Regions from separate parts of the Mus musculus genome. Here region 2 is linked to region 1. A link is a loop called in an ENCODE intact Hi-C map of the cell type or tissue named here. Cell type or tissue: left cerebral cortex. All regions are shown on one strand.

Region 1 (5,000 bases):
AGGATTTCTCAGCTCTCTGGAGTAAAACCGCACAGCTGATATGAATACGCAGCTCTGTTAATGAATCACTACACTAATGTCCTATGATGCACCAAGTCAAGAGCTAACACTTGGATCAAGGATTATCTGAGGTCCGTTTTGTTTCTCTAGCTCTTATCTGTTCATTCTGAATGGTTCCTAACAATAAAATGCTGGCAATATTTACTCACAACTATACTTACTCTTTGGCCTGCTCTATAGACTTTTCCTCCCGCTGGCTTTCCTTTTCCAGCCTGAGTATGAGGGCATTTGCCTTGTCTTACTGTATCTTGTTCTGTCTTGTCATCAGCGAGGTTTCCTGAAGCAGCAGAAGACCCGGCTCAGCCCCATGCAGGCACCGTGCTTGCTGTTTCCGTTTCTGTGAGCCCTGTTAGTTGATTAGGTAAGCCATGTTCTCCTGCTGACTTCCATCTCCTCTGACTCCTACAGTCAGCCTTTACGCTGCCTCTTTCATGGGGTTCAGAGTCAGGGAAACACGTGCTTCTCTCTTAGGAGCCCCAGCAACCAACCACACACACACTCCTAGTCATCAGTCCTGTGTGGCTGTGAACCCTGAAACAGTGACAAACCTGGCAAAATATACTCACTGAGTATATAATTGCTTTCTGGTCGGATTTAAGGCCCATTCCATATAGGCATTCATGCCGGGCCTATGAAACATGCATAGGTGTCAGATATTTATCTTGTCCACAAATATATATATTGAGATGTAAGTATGTATATATTCATTATGTTTGATTCATTAATGATAATATTTATAATAATTTTAATCTTACCATGTTACACCTATTATGTATACCTACTTCGAATAGGGCATTCTAAGTTTATTCATGCAAATTGATCATAAAATAAGTATAAAATTAACATATATGAATTATGCTTTTTCAGAGAGTTTTCTTTTACATTTGATTTTTTATTTTTGTTGTAACTTTCATGGTATCTACAACGTTATTCTAACAATTAACATTATTTAAGCAGTACATTTTTAACACTAGTGTTCCTATTACTGATTGATGTGTTTATAAAAAGATAAGGAGAGAGAGAATATGTTTTGGTGGAGGTGTAGTCAGGAGTGCGGGAAAGGGTTGCCTTGGAGGGCCCATGCTGAGGCATCCCTCCCTCCCCCCAAGGGACCATCCACATGATGGTATAGTATAGAATAGAGTTTATTCAGGACATGGGGAGGGTAGTTAAGAGGGTAGGAGAGGCAGAGAGAGAAAGAGTAGAGGAATAGGCGTAGAGGTCGGCAGCCATGAGAGAGGGGGAAGGGAATGAAGAGAGAGGGAGGAAGGGGCAAGAGAGGACAGAGGGGAACAAGAAGGCAGGAGCAAGAAAGAGAGAGGAGGAGGCAAGCATCCCCTTTTATAGTGAGATACACCTGTATGTTGCCAGGTAACTGTGGGGCAGAGCTTAGACAAAATGCTAACACTAATAATGGAAACTATTATAATTTACAACGTTGGCATCTTATAAAATTGTCAGGATTAATGCTACAGGATTTGTATGTATTGGTGATTTTGGGTTTTAAGACCTCTATTTTTAGGTATCATTATAATATGAGCTTTTATATGACTAAAATTCTGATAAACACAGCCAGAATGGGAAATCAAATCTGAAGATTATTAATAAAAAACCGGGTGAGTGCTTCAAAAGACTGTCTATCTTTGGATATCAAGATAACTCAGTTTTAGTAACGGTCAGTATCAATATCTGGGTTTACTTTATAATCTCATAATGTAAATCTTAAGCAAAGCTAGCTAAAATATACCTGTTCCCCTTCAAGAATGGCTATGTTAGAGAAAGTAAAGTTGCTGCTTGTCTAGAGTATCTTCTATCTTCCAGAATCAATCTCATTTCTTATAGTTAATTTTTATTGATGTACAAGATAATGGATTCTGCTCTGATACATGCATGTCATTGTACTTTGCTCATGATTTTCCCTCCAAGATCCCACCCTGCCTGAATTTCCCAAGTACAACTAACTACCTTTTCTTGAAAAATTACTCTTCAAAGCCTGGTATGTCTCTGAACCTCTAGGGTGAACAAGTACTGAATCCGTTCTAATTTCATAGAACTTTCTAGAGATATTCCTGGGGAGCAGTGTTCTTTGTCAGCTGTGGCTGTGAGTAGATACATTTGCCTATAACACAAGACAAAGCCAACATCGACATGGAAATCAAAGGTAAATTCCCTTCCGGGTCCATCGAGCACTCAGACCTTGTCATGTCTGGATGTACAATCGAATCTTCACCAGTCTAACTATTCTCCATCGTCAATAATCAGAAGACAGGCAAGGTGGGTGGACAAGGGGGTAGAGTGCCAATCATCAGGGAGTGTGGGCTGCAGGGGACTTCCATATGGTAGGTGTTTGTGATTTGCATAACTTTAAAGGGCTCTTTATTCCGAGGTCCTAGTGCCCCCTATAGCTCAAATCAGAGGACTACAGAGAGAAAGATTACAAGTGTGAGCACTTGGGCCCTGTAGGAGGCATTCTGACAGTTCTCTGCCTGGTTGACAGATACAACTAAGGACTCCTTCAATGTTTTGCTGTCTCTGTATTCGCTCCTGTTCTATTCCTCTTGGTTTTACAAATATTAATCACCAGTGAGCATCTTACATCCCAGATTCTCAGTTTCTGCTTGCAGAGAGCTGATTGCAGTAATGACTAGATACCTATTACACACAAAGTCTCAGTAACAACACAGAAAAGCTATATTGTACCTTTAGGTTAAAACTCAACTTTCAGGAGTATTTTTGTGACTGAGATGATGATGGAAACAAGAAAGCAGAATAGACAAATGTAGGCACAACAGGCTACTCAATTACTTTCTGATGTATATTCATTATTACGGACTGAATAAAATTTGCTTGAGAGTTGCTTTCTGGGGACCAGTGAGATACTCAGCCGTCAGGAGCACTGGCTGTTCCTCCAAAGGATCTGAATCCAATTGCTAGCACCTAGATGGAGGCTCACAACTATCTGTAACTCCAGTTCCAAGGATGCCCTCTTCTTACTCTTATGGACACCAGGCACATAAGTGGTACATAGAAAAACATGTAGGCAAAACAGACAGACATATAAAAATAAATAAATGATAAATAAATAAACAAGCAAAAAGGCTTTCTGAAGAGTTTTATATATTATTTTTAAAAAGTAACAGCTGGTAAGGAACATGCAAAATTTCATTTCCTGTCTTTTAAAACTTCAAAGAACTTATTTGAAGTTTTAATATATGAAATATAGCTGGACAATTTGCTTCATTAAATATGTCACTGGTGATTTGACCTGTGATGCATGAGGTTCACGCAGGTAAATGATACGTTTAGTGACTACAGGAAACAGCATTTGGATAAAATTTCCAATGAATAAATAATAATTACATAATTATTATTTATATATCAGTATGTAATATACAATATATTAATATTATAATTATATAATATATAATTAATAGAATTATATAAATGGGACACACACAAGGACATTAGAGGAAAAAAAACAAGTCAGGGTCAAAAGGAAAGTCAGGCCAGCATTCTGGTTGGCCTAAGGGTTTCTGCAGTATTTTCCTGAGCTCTTCCCCTAGTTAAATAAATAAATTAATTAATTAAATAAAATAAATAAATAAATAAATAAATAAAGGAGCTACACAGACTGAGGTAGCAAGTACAGAGCCTACAAGGGCTTGTGCAAGGTCCGCTGTGTGAAAGCCACATTATGAGGCTCCTGTGGGTTTGAATGAATGGCCTCTGCTTCTCTTGGGGATATTTCCCTTCTGATGATTTGCCTTACCCACGTTCAGTGTGATGGGTTTTGCTTTTGTTTATTATATTTTATTGTGTTACGTTTTGTTGTTACCTCTTGGCAGCCGTTCTTTTCTAATGAGAGACAGAAAGGGAGTGTTTCTGGATTAGAGGAGGGGGTGGGGTGGGGAGGGACTGGAAGGAGTAGACACAGGGTAAGCTGTAATTAGGATATATTTATTATATGAGAAAAGAATCTATATTTAATGAAAGGACAAACATAAAAGGACGGGTGCTCGATGAGTTTGTATTCTTTCCAGGATGATGGACAGCATTTGTAGATCAGCACATTGCAGGAAATGAGGCCGATTCAGGAAAGTGAGAGGCGAAGTCTTCTCTTCTGTGAAAGCATGGAAATGGGAAGTAGATTATTTGGGACGAGGAAGAGGGAGTGTGTGGATAGACAAAAATGGGAGGTCAATATGGCCCAACGACATCATGTTCTTCAGAGACAGTGGCATTATGAAACCCATTGCACTTGTGGGGAATGCAAACTAAGAATGTTTAGACAAAGAAGAGTAGAGAGATGGACGCTGGTTTAATAGCACACCTTATAAACCCATCTAATTACTGAAGTATGTGCACATGTCCTTTGATCACAGCCCGAGCAGACCACTTAAGAAGGCCATTATAGCTACTGTAGTTTTATGTGGTTCTCCAGTAACTCCGTTTTGCTGTATAGACATGAAAATATAAAGTTGCCGAGTTCTTTTAGTAAAGCCTGGGTTTGGGGGCTCGCTCTCCCATGCAAACATCAACACCGTCCTTCTTGGTCTGTTTCAGAGATTATTATGTTTTTCTGGAGAGAAGTCACCTTTTTCTCTCTCTAGCTAATGGTATCTGCATGAATGATCCATAGCTTTCTAAAACATATTTCTTAAAATGGGTTAGGTGTTATTTTTGTGTCAGATAGAGATGTTGAACATAGTTGGCATATTTCTTAAACTTAAGAGTTTATCAGAAGAGCGGAATAAATAAGAATTTCACCAAGAGTAGTAGCACTGACCCATAGTCCCAATATTTAGGAAGTTGAAACAGTGGAATTGCTGTTGAGTTAGAGGCTGGCAGGCCTATAGAATGAGCTTCTTCCTTAAAACTAAATCAAGACTAAACTAAGACCAAAGTAAAGACAAACAAGAAAGAATGTTGTATGAGAAACA
Region 2 (5,000 bases), 820 kb before region 1:
TAAAAGGGCTGTAAAAATCAGGTCAGCCTGCTAGAGATCCGAGAGGCAAAACTAACAACACAAACAACCAGCATTTTCATCCTACCCCCACTCCCCCTCCGAGTTACAGGTGCAAAGATTGCTGCAACCGAGACAAGACAATTGAAATTTACCCTTTTTAAATTTGATTATCCAAAGTGGAGACTTGAAGAAACAGGTCTATGTTTCCCTATTATTAACTGCAGGATAGGATAGGGAGAAAGGAGGGAGGGAGAGAGAAAAGAAAATCCAGGAACACAGGACTCAACTCCAAGTATCAGTCAACCAACCCCTCCATCCTAGGAGAATAAAGTCACTGAGCAAGTGACAACATCTGTCACACCTTTGCATCCTGTCTTAAGATGGGTTGGAATATTAAACAAACCTTTTTATCTTTTCTATACTAAACTTGGCTCAATAGCTAAGCTGTACAAAAGATGTCATCTTAGCTTCCTGCTATGCTTAATAACACTGCCCTCCCTTTGACCCACCTGGGACTAGAAAGCACTCTCCTCTCCAGCATTCCTTCTAGGAGAAGTTCATCTTTAATAACACCTAAGACCAAGTTAACCATGAGTTGAAACTAAAGGTGTTTTTATTAATGATCAGAATTGAGTTAATTGTCTGTGATGGTAGGGATGCACTAGGTCAAGATAGGCAAGTTATAGGCAGGCGAGCAGTAGAAATGAATGAAACATTAGTATGTGGATATAGACCAGACACATTTCCCAACCCAGTCATGCTATCTCCAAAGACATAATTGACATTTTCTGTGATAGACTGCAGGGCTGTCTGCAGAGTAGAGAGATTGTGCTGACGTGGAAAGCTGAGCAATTCAGGCACGTGTGAAGAGTTCACAGGCTTAAAACCAAAAGTCTTGCTGTGTATAAAAAGGAGGGAAACGGGTCACAGGATGAGTTGGGGGAGGGGGGGGGTCTCAGAAACAAAACTTTGTGTTATTCCTATGCAAGGTTGCGCTCTTCTGTTGTCTTACACAGCACGAAGGGAGCAGAGGCTGCTTTTCACAGAGCAGGTTTCTTTCTGAACAGAGCAGCAATGTTTATGTGGCTGGAGTGAGCTGTGGAATGGCAGAAAAAGCTAAGGAGTTGAAGCCTTCCTACGTAGAGCAGGCTCTCCCTCCTGGCCCCTTCCAGTAAGTATGATGATTCTGAGCTCTGTAGGTTGACTTTCTGTTCCCTCGTTATGTCTCAGGAATGGGGATATTTCCAATCGCAAAGGAGGGTTGTCTTTTCCATGACGTCTTCTTTTTTTCTAAAGTGGCTCAAACCATGCTGTGATCTCCTCTATGGAAATAAAGGTTTTGTTTTGTTGTTGTTGTTGTTTTTTAAAGCTGAGTGGGTAAAGCACTTGACTAGTGATGGGTGTACTTCTGCAGCCCCTCAAAACTAAAACTAGACAATGACAACCTTCCAGTCTTTTGAGTTCCAATAACAATCCTAAACACAGGAGGAGAGCAGCCAGCCTCTGCTCCCATCCATGACCCCATCCATGGTCAATTCAGATTCCCAGCTTCTACCAGTCAGAAGCCTGGGCCACTGTTTTTGTCTTGGAAAGGAGAGTACCCAGAACTCTCTAGATCATTACTCTTTAAAAATCCAACGCGACTTGGGGCTATGGAACACACACACACACACACACACACACACACACACACACACACACACACACACGGTCAAACTATATTTAGCTAATACAGCTTAAAATAATTTTTTTTTTCCTGAGGCACCGAGTTAATGCTAGGATCAAATTTCCGTTTGCTTTGTCAGCTACCAAATCCTATTTCAGGATGCCCCTTGTCTTTTTTGGAGCCCCAAGTCTGGGCTACACTTTTGTCTACAGCAGGGAATCAGTTTGGGAGGAGGTGGCGGCGGGCAGCGGCGCCTTGTGCAACCCCCTGATGAGGTTTTATCCAGCCTTTCCAGGGACCCGGCCTACTGAAAAGGCATTTCTTCTGCTGAAGTCATCTTCATCCCACCCACCCTGCTTAGAGCCCCCGGTATTCGGAGTAATTCACAACTAGGTTTTGTTGGCCCTGAGGTGGAGGCGCAGCGCCGGTGGGAAGTTTGAGTCCTACTTGGGGTGCCCATGGGACTAGGAAGCGACTATGTTGGGGCTCCGAGAGCGGCTAGAGTTAAGGGGGTTCTGGGCGGTAGCCACTGCCACCTGCGTCCAGGTTAGGTTCAATTAAACCGAAGCCCAGGTCTGAGAAAGAGCATTGAAACCGTTTTGCGACTCCATTCCCTCCACTATTTCTCTGCGGAGTCAGCGAGAGCTGGAAGGCATGGAGTTACAGTTTTAAGGGCCCCTTTCGCAGGATCGACTCTTTAATTAATGACTGCAGGCAGGGTTTGGGAAACTTTTTGGCTCAACCCGACTCAGGACAGCACGAAGTCCGCAAATCCCTAGCCCAGGGCTGTAAACAGAGCGACTCCCCTTTCTTTCCCACTGCCTTCTAGGAACTGCTTACCTTCAGCCCTATTGCACCAATTTCTGCCCAACACTTCTCCCTAGGCCTTTCCTCCCCTACACTCAAAGCCCCTTGTGGGCTATATACAGCTATACACTGTAGCTTTTGCAGTTGCATCCAAGATCGCTTGCTTTATTGTAACAATTTATATCACCTTTCAATATAGGTTTGAGAGAACACCCCAGCCTAAACTTGTTTCTAGTGTGGAAGTACCATTCATCTGACTTGGTCTGGGTCTCCACACCCGAGCTTCAGCGTCTCAGTTGGATGACCTTCCCCCATCCCCAAGGCAACACCTATTCATTTGCACCTCCGAGATACTTCCCTCTTTCCCCTTCCGTCCATCCACGTCTGTTGGTCTGTTCTCTTCTTCCCACTCTGCACCATCCCTCTCCCTACTTCTTCCTTCTTTCTCTGTTCTTTGCAAAAACCCACTCTGACTTTTCGGGGACGGGGGTGGGGGGGCGGGGGGGGCGGGGCGGGGAGACAAGCTGGGCTGTGCGGGCGAGGGGGGCTTCGCAGATAGTTGATATTCCGGGTCCAGCCGCTCTCCGCGTTCCCATTCTCTAAGCTCAGCCGGGGGGAAGTGTCGCCCCAGGCCAAACATATGCTTCTTTCCAGCGCGCTAATCCACCTTCAGCGTGGAGGCGTAATTGCTCGAGTGTCCATGGATTCTCTGCGCTTTGTCCCTCGCTGGCTCCCATCAGCCCTGGCACACGCCATTTCAATCAAATCTTTTCAGAAAACTGTCTCCTTTTATCAAGTCGCAGCCCGTGCGAACGACGGGAGCGTTTAACAAAACACCCTGCGTGTTCTGCCGGCCTCCCTTGGCCCTGAGCAGGGAGCTGCGATTAGAGCAACAACTTTCCACAGAGTTCAGTGGTGGGGAGGAAGGGAAAGGGGAGGGGGAGGCCGAGTGGGGAGGGGAAAGGGAGGGAGAGAGGGAGAGGGGAGAGAGAGTGAAAAAGAGAGATAGGGGGATAGGAAGAGAGATGAGAGAGAGAGAGAGAGAGAGAGAGAGAGAGAGAGAGAGAGAGAATATATGAGTCCGAATGAATCAGAATCATCAGGCTAGACCCAAAGTGAGTCTCTTTGAAGGCCCTGGTGTCAGGTGTACTGAAAAGAGAAGGTCAAAGGTTACATTCAAAGCAGAAAATATGTTTCATCTCAGTTATTTGTTTATTTTTTCCCTTTGAAACCCCAGAAATGAATTGCTTCTGTGGGAAGTGTTTGGCTAGCCCGGTGGGATGAAAAAGGACAACAGAAGCTAGCTCAGTGGAGTGGGCTGACAGTGAGGAGAGGCTCTGCTCGAAGAACATCACTGGTGGGCTCTGCCTTTGAAAGCTGAGACCAAAAGTTCCCGAGGCTGGTTTCCATGTACATATCACATCTCTTCGGTTGCCAGGGACAGGGACAGACGCCAGTAAAAGTTGTATGTGTGGTGGCCTTTTCTGACTGATGGTAACACCCTCTTGGTAAATGGGAATGCTCACACATTTTCTATTCAATATTTTAACTATACTCAGAGTTTCCTGAGAAAAAAGGAGGCGATGATAGATTGAAAAGAACTTTAGGAAAACCCCGTAGAAGCAGATTAAAAATTATTTTTTTTTATGCTAGAGGGGGAAAAAAGGAAAGCAAATGTGTAAAAGGAAGCATGAGGTTTGGTTTTGTATAGCAATTATTATGCAAATACACACAAGCAGGAGCCACTGTTGTTCTGTTAGGAGAGAGTGTTCTTGTTGCTTTGCTTCAAAGATGAGAGCATGGGGTGAAAGAACAGATCTCAAATCCCAAATCACCCCAAATCACCCCAAATCACCCCATCTCAAGACTGATTTTTTCATGGCCTGTATAGTTTTCCTTCTGCAACAATTTATTCCCGGTAACGAAGAGGAAGAAGACAGTGCTCACCAGCTTGCCTCCTTCCCCCCCATCCTACAGATGTAGAATTTCAGCAAGTCTTTAAATCAGGAAACTCCCCAGAGCATGGGGATGAGGATGGGACAACTCTCCTGTGTGTGCATTCTTAGATTGAAGTACTTGATCTGGTAAGGTCTTCTTAGCTTCATGGCTCTTCAGTGTCAACCCACTGGTCTATCTCCTAAGTCTGACAAAGCTATTCGTGGGCATCCAAATAGATCAGACAGTTGGTTCAAGACAGTGCCTAGGTTAGTATTTTGAAGCCAATTTCCATGTCCACACTTTAGTACAATGTTTGGAAACACTATTCTTAAGGCCCTATAAAGTTCAGGCTTTGGGACATAAAGGGAAGCAGCGGGGGTGGGGGTGGTTTGATTCCCGCAGGACCTAGAAAATGGGACATATACTTTGCTAGGCAGTATTGACTTTGTCAGTGGTTTTGAGTAAGGAAAAGATGATTTCTCTGGACACCCCAACCAGGAAGATTGGAGAACGGAGAACGATTTTGAAATTCAACTAGTGTTCATTTGGTTAGCCCACTGCCCCTCGTTTTTGTATGTCTGTGTCTCTA

The links. Hi-C counts contacts between places; a loop is a spot of excess contacts. Peaks named below come from ENCODE experiments on the same cell type or tissue, not always from the same donor. Only the 100,000 strongest peaks of a DNase experiment are listed, where the experiment ranks them.
Region 2: a loop joins it to region 1, with 2.7 times the contacts of the local background. A loop is called at or near these places in 1 of 42 quality-filtered maps.

The regions. Positions count from the first base shown.
Region 1 is chr13:39,891,796-39,896,795 of GRCm38, reverse strand. No RefSeq gene overlaps it. Among named protein-coding and RNA genes, the nearest start is that of Gm40924, 29 kb to the left of the region's middle. In left cerebral cortex, a CTCF peak has its summit at 2,459; a DNase peak (open chromatin) is centred at 2,446.
Region 2 is chr13:40,707,313-40,712,312 of GRCm38, reverse strand. No RefSeq gene overlaps it. Among named protein-coding and RNA genes, the nearest start is that of Gm26688, 18 kb to the left of the region's middle. In left cerebral cortex, no CTCF peak of the experiment used is centred here; a DNase peak (open chromatin) is centred at 2,417.